2 separate regions of the Homo sapiens genome follow, and region 1 is linked to region 2. The links are chromatin contacts, found by Hi-C or POLR2A ChIA-PET in ENCODE. All regions are on one chromosome and are shown on one strand. The core of a region is the stretch at or near the end of the contact, and the rest is flanking DNA. Distances in the headings are between cores, read along the strand shown.

Region 1 (5,484 bases), core at 2,882-5,381, 1.5 Mb before region 2:
CTGGAGAAAGGCCCAGGAGCCCAGGGAACCTCCACCATGCCAGGCTGCCTTCCCTAAAGGCCGGCTCCTTCCCCCCAGGCAGCCAGTCTGGGGGTGGACCTGGAGGGGCAGGGTTCTCTGGGAATCTCTGGGCCAAGGGATGCGCTTTGGGGATCTGCTGGAATAAAGAGTAATCGGTTTTCCTTACAGGAGGTTGACCCGAAACAGCCCTCCGTCTTCCTGCCCATGAGGATGAGGACAGGAAGCCAGACCCGGGAGAGAAAGCCCAGATCAGACAGATGGGGGTTGGGAGGGCCTAGTGGCTGAAACTGCCCTGCTTGGGGACAATGCTCAGGCAGGACCAATCCAAACGAGGGCACTGCTTATGTGGTCCTTCCGGAGCATCCTCCAAGGCAGAGCCTGGCTTCGGGCCCTCCCTGCAAGGACACCTGCCTCCACTCCCTGCCAGACCAGGCCTGGCTGCAGAGGCGGAGGGGCGGCAGGGCTGCCTGTCTCCACTGTTTGGCGGTGTTTACACGTGTCGCTGTCAGGGTGTCTGGACAGTGGGGGTCGGGGGCCTCCCGGGCCCAGACTTCCCCAGGCCTATTCTCACACTGGTGAGAGGGCCCTAGGGGAAGGGTGTGGGCTGGGTGGCGGGGCCAGGCCAGCTGAGACCTACAGGACCGTGGAGCATTTAGGTCTCCCACCCAACTCCACCCGGTCCTCTGAGCATCAGTTACAGAGCCCAGGCAGCAGGAGGGCAGGGCCCAGCCCCTTATCACCCATCCTCAAGGCAGGCAGGAACCCTGAAGGCAGCTTCCACCAGGGGTTCCCTTAGCCCCCACCCTCCAAAAGCCCCAGACCCTGCCAGGCCTCACCCTGCCAGCATCGTGGCCCCAGCTGACGGCTCCCAAGGGCAGGTGCTGGCAACACAAGCAGGAGCCCTCGGGGCATCCCGCAGGGCACACACCAGGTCGCCCTGGGCTCCCCAAGCACCTCCCAGACCCAGCCCTTGGGTGGGTCCTGGCCCACAAACCCCCACGCCCTGCCCCTGAGATGAGCCCCACCGCCCACCTGCCCTCCAGCCCTGGAGACCTTTCTCCCCCTTGGCCATGGCTCCCATGGGGAGGCTGCAGGCCCTCCCTGGGCTGGACCAGAGGGGACAGACTGTCTCTCCCCTGCGACTTCTGGGGGCACTGGAGTCCTTGGCCTGGTTACCTTCAGCATTTATAGCCCTCCAGTGAGTTATTCCTCGGAGTTCTCACAGAGCAGCATGCGCCTGCGGCAAAGCCCTCACCTCCAGCCCCTGGACCACCTGACTGCTGCCTCCCGCCTGGCGCCAAACACGGCCACCGCCTCTTTTGTTAACAGGACAGTTGATCCATTAAATTAAAAATCATTCAATAGATTCATTTTTTTTTTCTGGCCTGAACAAATACGTATTCCATCTCAATTCATGAAGCATCAGTACCCGCTGCAGGGGTAATTCCCCAGGCGGGAGAGGAGTTTCGGGGAAAGTGCCCCCAAAGGGAGACTCCCCAGAAATCCCTTTCCAAGCAGCCAAGGCAGGCAGGCCAGAGGAGCCTGCCCCGGGCCAGGGCCCAGACCCACGCAGCCGCCCGCTCTCCCGGCCACTTCCGCCGGGGCCTTTCCGAGCGAAGTCCATTAGGGCCGGGTCTCTGCGCCTCCCCTACCCGGGGTCCGGGCAATACGCAGCCCCGACCACCGTCCTCGGCCCGGGGGAAGCGCAGACACACACTGGAGGCATTTTCTTCCCTCCGGAATTGATTGGTTTTTGTTTTTGTTTTAATAGCAGGACTTTTCCAAGCAAAAAGTCTCCTGAGGCGGGTGGTAAAAAAATCAAAGCCTCTACATCCAAGCCCGGAACAAAAGCCCTTTGGAAATCCCGCGGCGGGGCCGGGCGCGGGCGGATGCGGCGGGAGGGGCGGCCGAGCGCGCCCGGGACCCGCGTCGGGAGAAGCCGCGCAGCGCCTACCGCGGAGGTCGAGTCTCGGCGGCCCCACCTGCTCCGGAGTCGGCCCTGTCCCTCCGTCTGGGGAGGCGGCCGGAGGCGCCATCACCGCAAATTTATGGCCCGGGTGACGCGCTTCCTACTCCCACAGTGGGGCCCGGTGACATTAAACAGAAAATTGACGAGAGCGGAGCGAAACCGAATCCGTTTCCCTCCAGGCCCGTCCCCCTCGCTTTTCGGGGAGGGGACCAGGGACGGGAGGAAGGGCGTCCCTGAGTTTGTGCGCTCGGGAGCCCGTGCTGGAGGCTTCTCCCAGATTCCAGAGCCCAGGCAGCGTGCTGGGGGCGCGCGACCCCGCCCGGACCGCACCCCTTCGCCGGCCGCATTTCGGGCGGAACCTCGGCTCGCGTTCCACGCGCTCGGGGCGACCAGGCAGAGTGGGGCCCCGCACCCGGGTCGCTCCCGCTCGGAGGGCCCAGGCCGGATGAGGCTCCGACGCGCCCTCGGCCCTCCCTCCGCGCCCCAGCTCCGGGGAGCGCCCCGCTGCCTCCAGCACAGCGGGGGAGGGAGGACCCCGGCTGCCCAGCCCCCACCCTCGCCGCCGCGCCCCGCCCCCGGCCGGCGCAAGTGGGAGAAGAGAGCGAGTGACGAGCGGGGCGCGCCTGGGTGGCTGCCGGGGGTCGCTCCTCTGGCCTCGAGCGCCCCCTCCCTCCGCCCCCCGGCGCCTCCTGGCACCGAACCCGCCGCGCCGCCGCGTCCTTAAAAGCGCCGCCTGCTTTGCTGGCCTTTGGGCGCGCGGCAGGGAAGGTCACGCCGGGGTGGGGTCGGTGGCGCGGGGACAGCGACACTGCCGGGCGCCGGCATACCCCCTACCCCCGCCTCCGCCCCTCCGGGCACTTGCCGCCGCCCTGCAGGCCTGGGTCTTGCCGCACTTGTTCTGTCGTGCTGGGGCACACGGAGCCAAGACCAGAGCCGGCGCATGTGCTTGTCAGAGAGGAATCCAGGGAGCCCTGTGGGGGCTGCTTGGGGAAATGAGGCTGTCATCCCCGCGCCCCAGGTGCTCAACGGGGAGGATAAAGGAGCCCTGGCCTGCGGGAGGCAGCCCCAGGGGACGGACGGAGCCCTGGTTCAGAGCCCAGAGAGGGCATTGGAGGGCCAGGCCTCAGCCAACTCCATTTCTCCCCTCTCTGGCCTGCGTGGGCATCGGGGGCATGGTGGGTACCAGATCCTACCCTGCCTGCTCAACCCTCTAGACAGCCTGGGACACAGAGGGCATGGTGGCCATGCCCATTTTACAGATGAGCAGAAGGAGACTGTGAGAGCAAATAACGTGCCCTTGTTCACACTGAGGGCCTGGGTGCGTAGGCTCTGGATTCTTCTGGAAAACTAGTACTAGGGTTGGCTGACTTTTGGGCCTGGGACAACCCTAAGACTCCTGGCTGGGGCAGACATGATGCGTCCCGACTTCTGCCTTGTAGACCAGGAGCAGAACAAAATGGGCCTCATGACCAGCCATTGGGCGTCTTGGCCACAGCACCCACGGAAAGATGTGTCAGGGTCCAGCTCTTCCTGGGAAGCCCCTCCGAATGCTCCCGGCCAGCCTGTTTCTCTGGGATGAGGCCCCAGCAAGGCAGATCGCAGCCTGCAGCCGGGAGGAACTGCTAATATATGGCAAGAGTCTGGAAACCAGATTCCAAAAGGTCACGTTGGACTGGAACCAACAAGATTACGTTGAACAGGCTGGATGTGAACCTCCACTTTCAGGTTCAAAAATCAGTTGTAAAAATGCAGGCAGCTTCCCACTGAAGACTTGCTGGGCCAAGCTGCAGCTGTCTGCACCACTCAGGCAGTTCATCCACGCCCTGTCTCCCCAGCACAGGCCCTCTTGTGCATTTCCCTGAGCCCCAGCAGCTGAGCCTGCGCCCTGGGGTGGGAGTGGGGGATCCCGGGATGTCTGACCCGCTGTCTCTGATGTCAGGCCGGCTGGGGGAGGGGATGCAGCTGGAGACAGCAGAGAATGGGGTCCTTGTGCCACTGTCATCAGGCCCGGAGCTTCCATGAACACGGCTTTGTCTGCACCCATACCCCGTGGTGACCACGGGACCAGGGGATCAGTGGGCCTCTGAACAAGAGGGGCGTGCAGAGCGGCTTTTTGGCCTCAGTTAACTCTTAAATGGGTGTCAGAGGCACTGTCTTCCCCTAGCTATGCGCCTCGTGCCTGGGAGCCTTAGGGCCACACGGAAGGGTAGAAATCAGTTTCAGGTCAGGAGGTCTGGAACAGCTTTGTTAAACCCAGTTTTTTTCCTATGAAAATGGCTGCAGACACTGGGGGAGGGAGAGGGTGGCCCTGATCCCGATGACTCTGAAACATGCTTGGCCTTCCCCAGAGATTCCTGCTCCCAGCCCAGGCCCAGACGGCAACAGAAGCTCATGGTGAGTTCACCCCGGTCCTGGTCTGGCACCTCATTGCTGGGGAGGTCTCGGCAGTCCAGAGGAGGTAGCCCCCACCCTGGGCATCCATCCGCCCAGGCCCCAGCCTCCGCGGGAAGACCCAATTACAGAAGAGAGAAGTATGTGGAGACCCTTGGCTGAGGTTGGGGGTCCTGGAAGCTGGAGGTAGTGTTCCTGGGTATAGCATGATGGGTTGATGGGTGGGTTTTATTCTCTTTTTAAGGATTTTTTATATTTTTCAAATTTCCCTTTTGAAATGTATTCATTTTGCAATCAGAAAACAAAACAGGCCAGGCGTGGTGGTTCACACCTGTAATCCCAGCACTTTGGGAGGCTGAGGCGGGTGGATCACCTGAGGCCAGGAGTCCAAGACCAGCCTGGCCAACTTGGTGAAACCCCGTCTCTACTAAGAATACAAAAATTAGCCAGGCGTGGTGGTGGGCACCTGTAGCCCCAGCTACTTGGGAGGCTGAGGCACGAGAATCGCTCGAACCCAGGAGGCGGAGCTTGCAGTGAGCTGAGATCGCGCCACTGCACTCCAGCCTGGGCAACAGAGAGAGACTCTGTCTCAAAAAAAAGAAAACAAAACAAACCAGTGAACACTACTCCAAACAAATGTCCAGGCCCAGAGATCAGAGGCTGCAAGGTGGGCTCTGTCCCCATGTCCCCAGCCACACTGCTGGGGAACCCACAGGGTGCCAGGTCCCCTCAGCCCTGTCCCTGCCCCACAGGCCCCTGGAGTGATTGTAGGCTCTAGACTGCCTCAGTTTGCCCCCAGCCTCCCCTAGGTGCCCGGGGAGCCACTGGCCAGCCTCCGGTCGCACTCCACTCAGGGCTTGACGGGGAAACAGAAACCAGCCTTGAACGCCTTCCCACGCCCCAAAACGCCAGGGTGCACAGTGAGGGGAGCCCTGGTCAGATGGCACAGATGGCATTCCTGCCCGCGAGAGGCCCAGGACCCCGGGGAGCCAGAGGGGCAGGGTGCCCGCAGCGTCCAGGCAAATGGGCCCAGGCCCCCCGACACCCAGCTGAGGCCAGCTTCCCCCAGAGCGGTTTGGAGCCCTGCCCTGGAGAGGGGGCAG
Region 2 (6,343 bases), core at 1,382-3,881:
ATAAATAACCACGGAAGGGAAGTCAATTGCTGGTGCTTGTGCATTTCACTTTCAAAGTCGTTGGCAAAAAGGCCAGGAGCGGGGGTGGCCGGGGGCTCCTTGGGCTTCTGAAGTGCTTGGGCGGCCCCTCAGGTAGTCTTGGGGAGCCTCAAGACGCTTCCTGCCGCCGCACAGGCAGCAACAGAAAAGATCCGCTGCACCGACCCCCGCCCCTTCCTCCCCAGCTCCGCGGCTGGCCCAGCCCGGGTCCTGCGCAAACTCGTCGTCGGGGCACCGGGTCCTGCTGTGTGGCCCCGAAGTCCTGAGCGTGGGCCCCTGAGGGGCCTGGGCGTAGTGAGCGAAGCGGAGTCCGACGCCCCTGGCAGCAGGGAGGCTGCAGCAGCCGCTCGGCCTCCCCCGGCAGCCCAGACCTGGACGCCGCGGAAACACCCATTGCAAACAGATTTTCCAGGGGATTTTCAAGAGGGGGAGGGTAGAGTGTCGGGAAGCTCAGCCCCTTCCCGGACAAGGGGACTGGCCGGGACAAAGTTGCTGCAGACCTCCCGATGGTCCGACGGCGCAGACGGCCTGTGCGGCGTGGACGGATGACTGCCACCTACAGCGCTTCCCGCGCCAGCCTCGCGACCCCTCTCCCTCCGCGGTGGAGCTGCCCCGCGCGACAGTTCTTCGCCCTGGGCAAAAATGCCAGGAAAAAGCCAAACACGGCAGGAGAAAAATATTTTCCTGTACACCCACCCAGCTTCTGGTGGCCCCTGAGAGCCGGCCCCCACCCCCCGCAACTAGTCAGGGAAACCAGGCAGGCGTCGTCCCACCTTGCTTGCCCCCCCGCCGCACCCCAACACTCAGGGAATCCTAGGTTTGCGCCTCAAGCTCGTTAGAGATCAGTCGCAAACCCAACACCTCTGCTGTCACCAGAAGACAACCGTCACCCCTACACCCCTGGGGAGGGGCCACGTGGGTCTCGGTGGGTAGCAGCCGCCGGGCAGCAGCAGCCTCCGTGGCGCAAGAGCTGCAAGGTGGTAATGAAATGGAGTCCACGTGTGCGTTCAACACCAGACCGTCTTCGAGCTTCTCCGGGATTCCTGGGCGAACACGAGCCCCGCGCAGGCTCCTCCCTCCCCTGCTCGCCCGAGCCCCCGTGCGGTCCCCAACAGACAGCCGGGTCGCGTGTCAGGGCGGTGGTGGAGACCCGGATGGCTCTTTGCCCGCCCCCATCCCTCGCTCCACTCTCGCTCTGCTTTTGCTCTTTTTCTTTCTCCGTGGACGCTCAGCCAAGGGATTGCGCAAGCCTCCTGCTCGCGGTCCTTCAAGAGCCCGGAGCCGGGGCCCAGACACACCCCAGGCCAGGCGCGCCCCTGCCCCTGCCCCTCGGGCCGCGCTGTCCGCTCCCGGGTCCCCCCACCCCGACCCCACGGAGCTCGCGGGCCCTCGGCGGCGCCCTCGGCAGGCCGCATAGGGCGCAGCAGCTCCACCAGCCGGACGCAGGAGCCGCGCGCCAGAACGCGCCGTCTCGCCGCCGGAGGTGCCAAACTTCACACTCGCTGCTGCTCAGGCCGCGTCAGTCCGGAGGGCCTTGGCTTGGTCGCCTGTCGGGAACAAGGGTCCGCGGACACAAGGCGAATGCGTGGCTCCTCGGCCATTCCGTTCATCTCCCCTTTGCGCTGCCCGTTCGTCCCCCGCTCAGCCTCAAGCTCTTCCCGGCCCTCCCAGCTCCCTGTTTCTAGGCCACTCCCGGGACCCCACGAAGTCCCCTCAGGCCCCCAGGCGGACCCTGGCCTCCCGCGCCCGCTCTCTCTGCCTCCTACGCCTCTCGCCTAGCTTGGCTCTGGAGGCTGCTAGAAACAGGACATCTCGCCCCGTCAATAAGAGGACCAAGTGTAAATTCGGAGCCATTGAGGATCGGGGTGGGATCGGATTTGGAGCCCTTTCTGCCGAGGTTCTTGGGCGCCAGGGCCCCGGGATTGGCTGCTCCTCGGTCCCCTTCCTCGTGCGTTCTTCAATCTCTCCTTGGCACCCAGTCCTCGGCCTTCTCTCCGCCCTGTCCCTTTCCCTCCTCGCGCTCCAAAATGCCCGGAGCCTGGAGGCGAGGCGGGGCCCGCAGTGGGGCGCGAGCTGCCCCTGCCCCATTCCGCCCCCTGCCGGCGGGGCCCGCGCGTCCCGGGGCGCTGGTGACGCAATTCGGTGCAACTGGGAGCGGCGGCGGATGCTTCCGTGGCCCCCAGCAGGGGTCCCGGGGCCGTGAACACTGAGAACGTGCCGCGAGGGGGAGGCCCGGGCACCGGGATGTGGGCGAGGGGTCGCCGCCGAGACCCTTCCGGGCTGTCAAGCTCTCCGCCCGCCTCCGCCCCGGCGGACACACCTCTCCTTCCCGGTCCCGCTCCCTCTCTGCAGCCTCCCTCTCCCAGGCTCGCCGATCCCTCCCCCTGCACCTCCCCGGCGCCCTCCCCTCCGCGTCCCCCACCCGCGCCCTTTCCTCCTCCCCCCGCCGCCCAGGCCCGGGGCCTCCGGTAGGCCCGGCTGCGCCAATCCGCGCCGCGGCCCGCCCCCTGACGCCGAGCTGGGCCCGGCGAGGCCCCGCCCGCTGACGTCCGGGATTTGCATGAGTTCTTGTGCAGCCGCGGCCCGGGCTCAGTTGTCTGAGCGAGCGCGAGCCGGGAGCCGGGGCGGGCGCGGGCAGCGGCGGGCCGGCCGGGCTGTGCGGGGCGAGCGGCGGCGGCGGCGGGGGCGCTTCGGCCGGGGCGGCAGCTGGGCGCCGGCGGGAGCTAGCAGCGTCTGCAGCCGCGCCGGCCGCCAGCGCCCCGGCGCGCTCCGGCTCGGCCATGGAGCTGCCAGCTGTTGGCGAGCACGTCTTCGCGGTGGAGAGCATCGAGAAGAAGCGGATCCGCAAGGTAGGGCGGCGCGGGGGCGGCGAGCGGCGGCCGGAGCGGCCCGCGAGGAGGCGGGGAGGGGGTGGGGAGGCTGCGGGCCGGGCCGGGGATCCCGCGGAAGCTGATGGAGTGCTGTCTCTTCCCCCCAGGGCAGAGTGGAGTATCTGGTGAAATGGAGAGGCTGGTCGCCCAAGTAAGTCGCGGCGGAGGGCGGGGGCCCGGGGGCCGAGGCGCGGGGCTCGGGGCCGCGGACCCGCCGAGCTGCTGGGGGGGTGGGGGGAGCGGACGGGAGGCGGGGTGGAGGTGGGGTGGAGGGAGGAGGGGGTGGGGAAGTCGGTGGCAGGCACTGGGGAAGCCGAGCCGCCGAGCCCGAGCCCGGCGCCCTGTGTTGTGCTCCGCTCTCCGGGAAATGCCATCACTAATTTATGCACTAAAAGGAGCCGGAGGAGCTGGAGAGACGCGGGGCCGAGCCGGGGAGGCCGGCGGAGGGAGGGAGGGCGCAGGCACTGACTGATGTGCAGCAGAAAATGGCTCCTTTCCCCTTTCCCTCCACCGAACGGCTCCATATTGCAAAACCAAAAAAAAAAAATTAAAAAGCGACGAAAATGCAATTGTGTGCCTTCTCCCTCCTAGTGGTGCAGGGAGGGGAAGAAGAAAGGCAGAAAATGTTGGGAACTGTCACTGCGGCGCTTTTGGTGGAGAATTTTTTTTCTTTAATTTGAAATGCGAAGGCACCGGATGGAGATAGACGCGCAGGCACACGCACACTCACACACACACACGGAGGCATATTTTTGTGTTGCTGAGTATTTGGGGTTTGCTCGCCCGTGACAGCGGGCTCCTGGGCCACGAGGGGGTGTGGGGGGGACGCTTGGCTGTTGGCTATCGGATTAGGGGTCAAATGGAGAACGGCTGAAGCCCTCGCGGGGACTCGGGGCTGGGGAGAGGAGGGGGACTGCGACTTTGCATTTCGGCTGCTTTGCACGCAGGGTTCCTGGTGAGCAAAGTGGCTTTGGAACATGTCGCAGTAACATGCTTAAAATTCTTGACAACTGCAAAATAAACTGCTAGTTTCATTTTCCTTACCCCTCCCCTTTCTTCCTGCCCTTGCGTGTTTATTTGAGGGGGGGGCTGTGTATCAGGGACTACGTCAGGCCTGCGGAAATCTACCTTCCACATCCACGGCTAAATGTTCATAAAGACAGAGTAGGGCCTTATGTCACTCCCCACCTGGAGGCCGCGGCAAAGGTGGCTTTTTTTTTTTTTTTTACACCGTGTCCCCCTCCCTTTTCCCTTGCAAGATATAACACGTGGGAACCGGAGGAGAACATCCTGGACCCCAGGCTGCTGATCGCCTTCCAGAACAGGTGAGCGTCCCCCACGCAGCCACCGCCTGCCACCCGTGACCGTATATGGGAATGGCAAAGTGGGCGACGCAGCAATAGGAAAGGGGCGTGGAGGGGGCTGGTGGGAGCCCCCTCCCCAACCGGCCTGGATGGGCACGCTGCGGCCCCAGCTCCTCTAACCAGCGTCCTTGGCGGTTGCTGCAGCTTGGGGTGGGGGCGGGGCAAGGCCAGGGAAGGCCAGGCTTGGGTTTTGGGGGAAGTTTGGGAAGGGTGTGTGTGGGTGGCCATGCAGCTGCCCGGAGAACTTGGGGCTGTGCCTGGTTCCCCAGGGGCCCCTCCTGTTGCAACCTGGGAGCCCCACCCCCGGAGCCTAGGTGTTGCTGTCCTGCAGCCACTGGCCGCTTGGCACCAGCACCTCGCGGTGCAGCTCTGAGGGAGCTGGCATTGTGAAACCGCCCGGACGTCATGGAACTGAACTTAACCTGTTGGCGGCTGGAGGAAAGTTGACATGGCCTTAAAAGCTGCACCCGCACACCCCAGGGAATTTAAGCTTGGTCAGGAGTAGATTCCATAGGGTGCTGGGTTGCCCCCCGCCCCGGACCCCACTGGGCTGTTTGGCAGGGCAGGGCCACCCACCCTCAAGGCAGGGGGGCTTGGCCCAAGGGCCTGGGGTGGGCGCTGCTTGGTGGTGGAGGGGTGGCTTCTTCTGGGGGACTCATCCTCGTGCGCACGGTTGCTTGTCACGCTGCAGCTGCTGCAGCTGGGTTCGTCGCCGGTGGCTGTGGTTCTCTGTTTCGGAGAGGGTAGAAGGGGGAAGGGCGAGGAGGGGAGGAGCAGCCGGGGCCCTTGGAGCTCGGCCACCCCGCTGCCTTCCATCTCTCCTCCCCCTTTTATTTTGCACTATTTCCTGTGGCGCGTTTGGCGCTAAAACTGTAAACTGTAGACCCTCTGAGCTAGCCACCGGCGGGGCAGGGCAGTTGCCCTCCCGCAATGCAGGGGGGGCACGTAGCTGGGATCCTGCCCCATTCCACCTGGGAGTTCACCACCCTGTAACCATGTCAGCGGCTGATGCCACGTTGCATAATGGGTCCCTGAAGAATTAAAACGCAGGCTGTCGCAATGCCACGCAACTTCAGAGTCAGGCCCCGGCCCCCGCCCTGGGGCATGTCAGAACTCCCCAGGGTTGGTCCAAGGAGGCATGGGGGTGGTAGCTAGGGTCTGTGAGGAACCCGTTTCCGGCCCAGGAATGGGCTGCAACTTTGGCAGACACTAGAGAGGCATCCCACTCGTCCGTGGAGGGCTGGGTAGTGCCTGGGAAGATCCAGCCCCCAGCTGTGGATCACCCTTAGGCTGGCCTGCAGGCAGGAGCCTGGTGGCTGTAGTGACCGGTGCCTCCGCCCATGGGCTTTATTCATTATTTGGAAATTGAGGCAGCCAGGAGCCAGACTCCGAGGAGGAGGCGGTGCTTCTCTAAGCTGCTCCGGCCACGCCCACCTGCTCAGCTGGGAGGAGCGCAGCGTTCACCAGGTGGCCACAAACCTGGCCACACCCTGGCCTTGGTGGCCCGCCCCCGCCCCCAGCCCCTAATTGGCTCATTTGCCGCTGTGTAAACAAGGGCGCAGCCCCTCCCCCTGTTTAGTGCCTGGCCTTTAAGAAAGGGCCCTCCCTTCTGCCGGAGGCACTCGTTATCGGAATCTTAATGAGGTCATTAGCATCCCGCGCTTCTGACGGGAGGGATGAGGTCGGCGCACACCTCGCTTGGGCTGGTTTGTCTTCCCTGGATCCCCGTGTCCACTTTGCTTCGCACAGAGCCACAGGCCCAAGGCCGTGGGCAGGAGGGCCAGAGGTGCAGCCCTGAGCTTCTGCCTCCTGAGCACAGAGGTGGGGCTTGGGGGGGTGCTGGTTCGGGTGTGGGCATCAAAGTGGGGGAGCCCTTTGCCCAGGACCTCTTGGGCAGAGGAGGGTTGGTGTGAGGGTTAAGGGCGCAGAGGCCTGACCTGCCCTGAACTCTTGATTCCTGTGTCCGGCCAGCCCTACCTGATGCTCTCTGAAGCGGGGGGGGGGGCATCACAGAAGATTCCGGAATTAGCGGGTAGGGGGCGACCCTGAGGCTAACAGCACTGCCCTCTG

The links. A loop is a pair of places that touch in the nucleus more often than their neighbours do. ChIA-PET counts read pairs that join two places held with the same protein, here RNA polymerase II (POLR2A). Pooled maps may share reads with other maps.
Region 1: a loop to region 2 is called in a map of breast epithelium, with 16 times the contacts of the local background. The contact joins the promoter of LINC03048 here to the promoter of CBX4 in region 2. A Hi-C loop is called at or near these places in 2 of 168 maps with a recorded cell type or tissue (breast epithelium and naive thymus-derived CD4-positive, alpha-beta T cell), 2 of 37 single-sample maps with no recorded cell type and 8 of 50 pooled maps. POLR2A ChIA-PET finds 5 or more read pairs at or near these places in 3 of 52 experiments (H1, activated CD4-positive, alpha-beta T cell and activated T-cell).

The regions. Positions count from the first base shown.
Region 1 is chr17:81,384,029-81,389,512 of GRCh38, reverse strand. It overlaps LINC03048 (long intergenic non-protein coding RNA 3048), which reads left to right and starts at 4,131. Exons shown (of 4, transcript NR_164137.1): 1 at 4,131-4,384. RefSeq lists enhancers at 1-450, 451-1,010, 1,011-1,570, 2,955-3,523.
Region 2 is chr17:79,835,728-79,842,070 of GRCh38, reverse strand. It overlaps CBX4 (chromobox 4), which reads left to right and starts at 2,631. Exons shown (of 5, transcript NM_003655.3): 1 at 2,631-2,888; 2 at 3,017-3,060; 3 at 4,169-4,234. The coding sequence starts at 2,820. RefSeq lists enhancers at 1-325, 326-1,149, 2,794-3,615, 3,616-4,439, 4,472-4,521 and 1 more and silencers at 2,035-2,744, 4,712-4,791, 4,507-4,801, 4,842-4,891.